Linked DNA regions of Homo sapiens: region 1 is linked to region 2. A link is a contact called in ENCODE Hi-C or POLR2A ChIA-PET data. All regions are on one chromosome and are shown on one strand. Each heading gives the region's core, a stretch centred on a gene start or an enhancer-like site at or near the end of the contact. The rest is flanking DNA. Distances are from core to core; before and after follow the strand shown. Region 1 holds the start of FUZ (fuzzy planar cell polarity protein). Region 2 holds the start of SLC17A7 (solute carrier family 17 member 7).

Evidence for each region. A loop is a pair of places that touch in the nucleus more often than their neighbours do. ChIA-PET counts read pairs that join two places held with the same protein, here RNA polymerase II (POLR2A). Pooled maps may share reads with other maps.
Region 1: a pooled map shows a loop between it and region 2 (3-fold over the local background). The contact joins the promoter of FUZ here to the promoter of SLC17A7 in region 2. A Hi-C loop is called at or near these places in 1 of 168 maps with a recorded cell type or tissue (gastrocnemius medialis), 2 of 37 single-sample maps with no recorded cell type and 10 of 50 pooled maps. POLR2A ChIA-PET finds 5 or more read pairs at or near these places in 2 of 52 experiments (Panc1 and activated B cell).

Annotation. Positions count from the first base shown.
Region 1 is chr19:49,811,993-49,816,566 of GRCh38, forward strand. FUZ (fuzzy planar cell polarity protein) reads right to left here and starts at 1,300. Exons shown (of 11, transcript NM_025129.5): 1 at 1,004-1,300; 2 at 623-744; 3 at 259-343. The coding sequence starts at 1,114. RefSeq lists enhancers at 1,171-1,977, 1,364-1,603, 1,814-1,863.
Region 2 is chr19:49,439,460-49,444,720 of GRCh38, forward strand. It overlaps SLC17A7 (solute carrier family 17 member 7), which reads right to left and starts at 2,068. Exons shown (of 12, transcript NM_020309.4): 1 at 1,859-2,068. The coding sequence starts at 1,920. RefSeq lists an enhancer at 4,362-4,471.

The DNA of each region.
Region 1 (4,574 bases), core at 50-2,549, 370 kb after region 2:
AGCTACTTGGGAAGCTGAGGCACGAGAATCGCTTGAACCTGGGAGGCAGAGGTTGCAGTGAGCCGAGATCAAGCCACTGCACTCCAGCCTGGGCAACAGAGCGAGACTCCGTCTCAAAACAAAACAAACAAACAAACAAAAGATTCCTGGGTTCTGAGGAAGGAAGTGTTGGTGGTCTGCACTCCTAGGTCTGAGGGAAAAGGATGCTGAGATCTCAGATTCCTGGTCTGGGGAGAAAAGAGGACTGGTGAGTCTCACCATGGCTCCAAACACCATTTGGAGTAGTCTCTCCAGCCTCAGCTCAGAGATGCCCACCTCAGATGACAGAACAATGAGGGTGATGCTGTGGAATGGAAGTGAGAAGAATGAGTCAAGGCCTGGGGAATCAGGAAGGGGTATGTTGGAGTCCGCCCATTGATCCTAGAACACCAGATACATCCTCTCTCAGACCAACCTGCCTTTCTTATAGAGAACATCAGGGATCAAAGAGGGTAACTGGCTTGCTAAAGATCCCATAGCCAAATTAACAGCTGCTTTTAGAGAGCTGGAAGGCCTCCGGGGTCATCTTCAACAGGGACTATCACCCAGGCCCTGTCCCTGTCCCACGTTCCCTCCTGGGGACCTGTCATGGAAGCTTTTCCACACCACAGTCGTGTTCTCGGTCCTCGCAGAGCTCAGCTGCACCTCCAGATTCTGCCCAAACATGTGGACTCCATTGAGGGAACCGATGACAGAGAACGGGAGCTAAGGAGGGGTTAGGGACATCAGACAAGAGCACCCCCCCATCCCCTTCCCCCTTAGGACCCAAGTGTGCCAGCTCCCAGCCCCATCCTCTTTCCATATGACCTGGCAGTGCCTCTTTGGGGAACCAGGCTTATTGGTCCATTGCCTCCTCGGTCCTACAAATTCAACACTGAAACTTCCCCAGCCCCTACTGCCTTGAAGACCCAGAGTCAAAACACCGAACCCCCTTCGGTTTAGATACAGGCGTCCAAGGCCCCACCTGCTGACGGGCGGGGGCGCCGCCGCGACTGCTCCTGCAGAATAGGGGGACCCCGCTGGAGGCCGCGAGGCACAGCAGATGCACAGTGCCGCCCGTCCCCTCCTCCCCCATTTAGGACTCCCACCGCGGTCCCTCACGTGGGGACTGTCAGTGCGGGTCTTGGAGCATGGCGGTAATCAGAGTAACTCGGCCTGTGGTCCGGAGCCGCCAGAGGGCGAGATGGGGAGCTGATTGGAAGAGGATTAACTTCCCGCCTTCTTCACCCAACTCAAACAGACCCTCAAACCCTATTCAGGCACCTCCCCCAAACCCATTAGGTTCTCTTCCGCCCTAGCCGGAAGTCACGGTACCCCTAACAAAGATGGCGGCAAATTGAATTTGCAAAGCTTTCTAGTTTCTCCGAGGAGGTAAAGAGAACCAAGAAGCCGGATTGAAGATGATGACTGCGCCAAGGCGTTGCCTAGCCACCATCCTGTAGGCTTTGATGATTTACATTCTAAACGGAAAAAACAGCTGTGCCCGGATCAAAGATTGCGATGGTCCCAAAGCATTGCCTAGCAACCACATTCCCTGTAGGTTTCCAGTATATAGTAGTAAACAATGTGCCCTACTCAAAGATGGCGACCGTGGCGGGGCGTTGCCAAGCAACCACCATTCAGCCTGATATCCATTCCAAGGCTGTAAACAGCTGTGCCCTGCTCAAAGATGGCGGCACGTCGAAGTCCGAGCACCCTCCTTGGGGCGAAATCGAGAAAAACACCATCTCCCCTACAACCTTCGAGGGTGGTTGAGTCCAGCGATCGTTGCCTAGTAACCACTAAAAAAAAGGTTGTTTTTGTTATTAGAAAAAAGAAAACAAGGAAATCCTTTATTTTCCAGAATAATAAAAATAATATCATTTCTGTAATGAATTTATACATGATAGCATACCATGTAAAATGTGAAAAATCCCTTCCCCAATTTTTTTCCTAAAATACAGTTTAACGTAGACTATTCATACGTTTTCACAAAGATGATCAATATACTAACATTTCCACACTTTCTTTTTTGCCATGAAAAAGTATGTCTATTTCATCTTAATAATGTATTTTTATAATCTATTTTATGGATGTGACAAATTGATTTGACCAATTCTGTATTGATGTACATTAGGTTGTTGAACTCCTCCAGACTAGCCAACTAGTGCTGGGACAGCATTTTACTGACTTTTTAAAATGCCCTTATGAATATTTTTATTATTTTACACAGGCAGCATTTACTTGTAATGACAAAAGTATTTATGATTCATTTTTCCCTTCCTCTTCCTTCTTGCAGATCAGCCCATCTTTCTAGCATAATTTTTAATTTTCCTACTTCCTAAAGTACATCTTTTTCTCTTTTTTTTTTTTTTGGGAGAGGGGACAGGGTCTCGTTCTGTCGCCCAAGGTGGAGTGCAGTGGAACCATCTCGGCTAACTGCAACCTCCGCCTCCAGGATTCAAGCGATTCTCCTGCCTCAGCCTCCTGAGTAGCTGGGATTACAGGTGTGCCCCCACCACGTCCAGCTAATTTTTGTAGTTTTTGTGGAGACAGGGTGTCGCCATGTTGCCCAAGCTGGTCTCAAACTCTTTGGCTCAAATGATCCACCCACCTCAGCCTCTCAAAGTGCTGGGACTACAGGCAGGAGCCACCATGCCTGGCCTAGGTACCATTTTAATCTTCCTTCTTGCCTATTGATATTTTTTTTCCTTTCTCTGGATTACTTTTATCTTCCTTACAACTTTATTAAAATGTTAGTTACACAGGCATAAAAGAGGGGGCTGCTCTAGATGAAAAGAAACTTGAGACATAATGTCTAAATATGTGTGTGGTCTTTGTTTGGATCCTGATACAAATAAACCAACTGTAAAAACACATTTTGAGACAATTGGAACGTTTGATTACACACTTACTGTTGGATGATACTAAGAAGTTAATTTTGTTACAGGTAACAATGGCATACTAGTAATGTAAGAAAGTGTTCATAAAATTGGAAAGATGCCTGCCAAGCACACAGGAGTAAAATCATATGATTGTATGGATTTGAAGGCTTCAGCAGGCCAGGCGCGGCGGCTTACGCCTGTAATCCCAGCACTTTGGGAGGCCAAGGTGGGCGGGTCACCTGAGGTCTGGAGTTCGAGACCAGCCTGACCAACATGGAGAAACCCCGGCTCTACTAAAAATACAAAATTAGCTGGGCGTGGTGGCGCATGCCTGTAAACTCAGCTACTCGGGAGGCTGAGGCAGGATAATCGCTTGAACCCAGGAGGTGGAGGCTGCCGTGAGCCGAGACTGTGCCATTGCACTGCAGCCTGGGCAACAAGAACAAAACTCCATCTCAAAAAAAAAAAAAAAAAAAAAGCTTCAGCAAATGAGACTGTCTCAAAAAAAAAAGGGCTTCCGCAGGCTCACTGCCTATAATCCGGGCACTCTAGGAGGCCAAAACGGGTGGATCACCTGAGGTCAGGAGTTTGAGACCAGCCTGGCCAACATGGTAAAACCCTGTCTCTAACAAAAATACAAAAATTTGCCTGCGAGGTGGCACACACCTGTAGTCCCAGCTACTGGGGAGGCAGAGGCAGGAGAATCGGTGGAACCAGGGAGGCAGAGGCTGCAGCGAGCCGACACTGCGCCACTGCACTCCAGTCTGGGCGACAGAGCGAGATTTTGTCAAAAAAAAAATAATAAAATAAAAAAAAATAAAAATAAAAATAAAAGATAAAAGAAAAATAGAAACCCAATAAAAAATAATTTTAAATGATAAAGGTAAAAACCTTTATCATTAGGCTTTCTGTAAGTACTTTTCAATTGGTGATTATTATTATTATTATTACTTTTTTTTTTTTGAGACAGCGCCTCGCTCCGTCCCCCAGGCTGGAGTGCAGTGGCGCGATCTCTGTTCACTGCAAGCTCCGCCTTCCGGGTTCACGCCATTCTCCTGCCTCAGCCTCCGGAGTAGCTGGGACTACAGGCGCCCGCCACCACGCCCCGCTAATTTTTTTTTTTTTTTTTTTGGATTTTCAGTAGAGACGGGGTTTCACCGTGTTAGCAAGGATGGTCTCGATCTCCTGACCTCGTGATCTGCCCGCCTTGGCCTCCCAAAGTGCTGGGATTGCAAGCATGAGCCACTGCGCCCGGCCTGTTTTTTTTGTTTTTTTTGTTTTTTTTTTGAGACAGTCTCGCTCTGTCGCCCAGGCTGGAGTGCAGTGGCGTGATCTCGGCTCACTGCAACCTCTGCCTCCCGGGTTCAAGCGATTCTCCTTGCCTCAGCCTCTCGAGTTGCTGGGATTACAGGTGGGCACCACGACGCCCAGTGATACTGACCTCGTGATGCGCCCGCCTCTACCTCCCAAAGTGCTGGAATTACAGGCATGAGCCATCTCGCCCGGCCGAAGATTATGTTTTAAAATATTTACTGGCCATTCAAAATTTTGTGTGTGTGTTTGTGTGAAACTAGTCAGGTTTCTTTTTATTTATTTATTTTTATTTTTTTTGAGACGGAGTCTAACTCTGCCGCCCAGGCTGGAATGCAGTGGCACAATCTCAGTTGACTG
Region 2 (5,261 bases), core at 818-3,317:
CTGGGTGCAAGGAAGCTCCCCACCAGCTGTGGCATCACTCTTCTCAAGGAAGAGCTCTGTTCTAGGCTTGGGAGGGAGACTGACCTGGGTTCAAATCATGGGGCTCATACTCATCCACTGATCTCCCCAACCCCAGAATGGAGCCTCAGTTTCCCCATCTTTGTCTAGAGGATTAAATGAGATCAACCTGTTGTCTCTAATATGGGGTATTCCCCTCTCCCTCCAACCATCAGAGCAAACCCCAGGCATTGGAAGCAAATGCTTTTCTCTGCACAAACTCCCTGCTGATGGTCCTGGCCAGAGCCCGGGGGTCTCTGGGGACCCAAGAGGTAACTCAGAGAGTGAGAGCCAGAGAGATTGACTGTGAGAAACCCTAGCACAGATGAGAAACAGAGGCAGAGACTGAGGGAGGGGCCTGAGGAATACATCCCTCCCGCTGCCACCCCCCAGCCCCCTCCACCAGCACGTCTCTTTCTCTCTCTCTCATTCTCCTGACTTCACACTGATGTATTTTGAGAAACTCGTGAAAGGAGGCGAGAAAAAGGGTGGGGAGGGGCTGGAAAATTGGAAAAAGAAGGGGTGAGGTTATCTCAGCTTCCCCTCCACCACCAACCTCCGTCACTGCACCATCCTCCTGCCCACCTCCCCCCACTTCTGTCCAGCCTTATTCTTGTCTCTCATGTTACTAGAGGGTGGGGTAACTTTGGAGCTAAGAGGTGATCTGCAGCAAGCAAGACTGATGTTAGACTTAGCAAAGGACCCCCATGGCCTAGCGAGGTGGACTGAAGCTCAGCGAAACACAGGGTCAGGGCTGTGGGCCAAGGGGACAGGGCCTGAGGGCACGGCGGCAGGGGCATGGTGCTGATGAGGCCATCTCCTTCGTGCACTGTGGCCAGATATATTTTTAGGCTTTTCCGCAGCTGAGTAATTTATCTGACTTAGAGCCAAAGCTGGGGTTGGGGGTGAGAGCCTGTGGGGAGGTGTCCAGATTATCCTGAGGGACACTCGGTTCACTGGGGTCATCAACCTGGTTGGGAGGGAGTCCCTGTCAGCCCCAGCCTGTATCCTTTGGGAAGGCTGTCCTACCCCAGGAGCCGAAATTTTTGGCCTCTAACTCCTTTCTCTCCCAGGGACCCAGGGTGCTGTGACTTCTTCCACCCAGCCTCACCCCCTCAAGGACAACGGGCTATGAGCCCCAATCCGCTTTAGCTGCAGATTAAACTCCATGCCAGACAGAAACGGAAAAAGACACAGAGAGACGGAGAGACCCATGGTGGGAGAATTAAAACACAGAGACGGGGACAGGGACCCAGAGAAGTGGGGACCAGAGATCCAGGGAAGAGGAGAGACCCAGAAAGAGGGGGACAGAGACTCTGAGTCAGGAGTTGATAGAGATCCAGTGAGAGCAATGGCCAGAGAACCAGAGAGAGGGGCACAGAGACGCAAAGAAGCGGAGGCAGAGATCTAGGGAGAAGGAGGGGCCCAGAGAGAAGGGAGCCGAGATCTGGAAAAAGAGGGAGACGGAGACCCAGAGAGAAAAGGGGCAGAGACATCCAGAAAGAGACGGGGACAGAGACCCAGAAGTGGTGGGGGAGGAGCCAGAGACCCGGGAGAGAGGCATTTACAGCACCAGAGAGAGTGGAGCCGGGTGGGGTGGGGTGCAGAAAAAGGAACAGGATAATGGACAAGGCTCGACCAGGGAGAACAGCGCCGTCGGAGCCCACGGCAGAAAACTGGACAGATGGGTGGACCCCCATGCCGGGGTATCGCCCGTTCATCTGTCAGTCTGCGCCCAGGTGGGAATTAGCATCCTCCTCAGATCCTCCCACTCTTCTCCCGGGACCCCCGCCAGGCTCACCGGTGCAGCTTCCCGAGAGCACGACCCGCTAGCTTCCGAAACTCCTCCTGGCGGAACTCCATGGTGGCGGCTCCTGCCGCCGGTCACCCCGCGGGTCCCCCCCGCCGATCCCCCCGCCCGCGGGCCCGGGCGGCCGCGTCCGGGTTCCCGGGGTCCAGCCCCGGCCCGGCCGGCCCCGCAGCTCCGCTCGGGGGGAAGGAGGCTGCAAGTGCAGGCGGCCCGGGGGCTGTCACAGGACTCAGCGCCGGGGGCGGGGCGCGGGAGGCCCCGCCCCGGCCCCACCAGGCCCCTCCCCTCGTCTGTCAGACCCGCCCCCTCTCGCAGCCCTTTCATCCTCGTCCTGTCCCCTCCTGAGCCTTCCAAGACCACGCCTGTGGGTTCTGAACTCACGCCTCCGAGTTCACGCCCCCCAATTCTGTTCCTTCCCCAGGCTACTCCCCCTATCCCTGTTCCATCACCCCTGGCTCCTACCCAGATTTTCTCTCCTCTCCTGAGTTCTCATCCCCATCATTTCTCTCCCCGACTTCTGTTCCCCCTAATTGCGTCCCTTACAATCCTGTCTTCTCTGACTTTCCCTCTGCGTTCATCCTCCAGTTCCTTCACTCCTCCCCGCCCCCACCCCGCAATTCCATCCCCATCCCACCTCGTCCCCAGTTCCAATAGTCTCATCCAGGGAGTTCTTTGTTTTCTCATTCAAGGGAAATTCTTTCCCCTCAAGTCCAACGCCTACTTCGATCCACCTGTCGTCCCCCTCTAGTCCCTTTCGCCACCCGGGTTCTTCACCCTTGAGCTCCATCTCCTCCTTAGTTTCCATCTTTCCCCTTTGAATCCCATACTCCTCCAGCTCTATTCTCCCTCCGGCGTCTCTCTCCTCCCTGTTGCTTCTCTCCCTGAGTTTCATTCCCTAACCCCGATTTTCTTCCCTCTGGCTTCCGCCCCCCACAGTTATATTTCACACACCCCGCCAGTGCCAGCTGCGACCCCATAGTCTCCCCATTGTGTTATTTCTCTGCTCCTCTGGGATCTGTCCGCGCTCTGAGTTCTTCCCTAGCTCCGGGGGATCCATTCCTCTATTTGAGTTCTGTCTCCACCCCCTGAGATCTGTCCCGCCCCCTAAATTGTGATCCGCACCCCCTGGCATCCTCACCCGCCCTCTGAATTTGTCTCCTCCCCTAGGATCTGTCGCTGACCTGAGTTCTGCCCCCGCCCTCTGAGTTCTCTCCCCACCGTTGGAGTTGTGTCCCCTTCTCCTAGGATCTGTCCCTGGCTCTGTTCCCGCCCTCTCAGTTCTGTCCTTGCCCCCTGGAATCTGTTCCTGCCATCTGAGTTCTACCCCTTCCCCACAGGATCTATCTCTGCCCCCTGGAATCTGTCCCCACCCACCGAGTTCTGGCCTCCGTCCCTGGGATCTGTCCCCGCCCTCTGTGTTCTACCCCTGCCCCATGGGATCTGTCCCCGCCCACCCAGTTCTCCCCGCCCCCTGGATCTCTCCCTACCCTCCCAGTCTTGCCCCGGCCCCATGGGATCTGTCCCCGCCCTCCGACTTCTGACCCTCGCCACTGGGATCTGTCCTCGACCTCCCAGTCCTGCCTCCGCCCCCGGAATCTGACCCCGCCCACCGAGCTCTGGCCTCCGCCCCTGAGATCTGTCCCCGCCCTCCCAGTCTTGCCCCTGCCCCATGGGATCTGTCCCCCGCCCACCGCCTCCGCCTCTGGGATCTGTCCCTGCCCTCCCAGTCCTGCTCCCACCCCCGGAATCTGTCCCCGCCCACCGAACTCTGTCTCCACGCCGGAATTCCAGCGCCGCCCCGTTGGGTAGAGCCCGGCCCTTCCCTGTCCTGGGCCCGCAGACAGGGTCCCGCCCCGCTCCTGTCCTCAGACCAGCCCATCTCCCGGCGCTGAGTCCACCTCCAGATCCAGGCCCCAGGAGGGTGATCCTTTCCCCACTACCTCCCCGCGTCGGGCCGCAAATGCATTTGGTATTAAATTTTCATGATGCGGCCCGCGGTGGGGTGGGAGGAGCAGACGGCGCGTCGGGCGGGCGCCAAGGACGGGGTGGCCGGGAAGCCACTGACCGCCGCAGCCTCTCGCTTCCAGCCTTGACTGGCTGTGTCTCTGGGTCTCACAGCTTTGAGAAACCCCTGGGACCCCAGAACGGAGGACGCTGCGGGTCTGAGGCAGGAGGGAGGTAGGAACTGGGACTCGTGGGGCTGAAGTAGCAGCGCGGGAGCCGCTCACACGCGCCACCCAGTGGCTGCAGAGTCCCCGGCCCGGGTGCGGAGGCGGTGGTTGCGGCTTGGGGCCAGGTGTGAGGGTGGAGCAGATGGTGAAGAGGAGGGAGTGGGAAGCGGGCCCCGCCGCTGCCAAAACTTGGGCCTTTGCCGAAACCATCGCCATGGAAACCGAGGAAGGAGGAAAGGACTCAGCCGCACACTTTTTCAGGACCTGGGAATGAGTTACTCGGCCCCCTCCAGCGGCTCACCGTCCCAACCACAAGTCCCAGCGGCCTCTGAGCCTCAGCGCTCGTTTGAGAAGGGCCGCGCACTCCGAGGGCCGCTGGGAGATGTAGTTCTCTGAGACGATGGGCAGGGAAAGGTTGCGCCCTCTGGTGGACACGGCGCCCACGTTCGCTCATCCGTTCCGCGGCCGGAAAGACCCTACCTGAAGTCACTCCCACCCTGACCTCTTCCCCGTCTTTTCTCCCCCTCCCTCACAATTCACCCCATTGCAGACACATTGTGCTTGCCTGCCTGCCTTTTCTTTCCTTCCTTCCTCTTCTTTCTCTTCTTTTTTCTTTCCTTCCTTCATTCCTTCTTTCTCTGTCTTCCTTCCTTTCCCCTTCCTCCTTCCTTTTTCTTTTTTTCTTTCCTTCCTTCATTCCTTCTTTCTCTGTCTTCCTTCCTTTCCCCTTCCTCCTTCCTTTTTCTTTCTCTTCTTTTTTCTTTCCTTCCTTCATTCCTTCTTTCTCTGTCTTCCTTCCTTTCCCCTTCCTCCTTCCTTTTTCTTTCTCTTCTTTTTCCTTCTTTCTTCCTTCTTTCCTTCCTTCCTCCTTTCCTTCCTCCCTTCCTTCCTTTTTGAGACAGGGTCTCACTCTGTCGCCCAGGGGCAGCTCACTGCAGTCTTAACCTCCCTGGGCTCCCACCTCAGCCTCCCGAGTAGCTGAGGACAACAGGTGTGCACCACCATGCCCCACTAACTCACATTGTGCTTTGAGCATTTACCACTGAAGTTCCTCCATCTACTGATGATCCTAGGATTCACTAAAGAAGAGGAGGGTATAGACCATCACTTTTTTTTTTTTTTTTTTTTTTTTGAGATGGAGTTTCGTTCTTGTTGCCCAGGCTGGAGTGCAATGGCGCCATCTGGGCTCACAGCAACCTCCGCCTCCTGGGTTCAAGCAATTC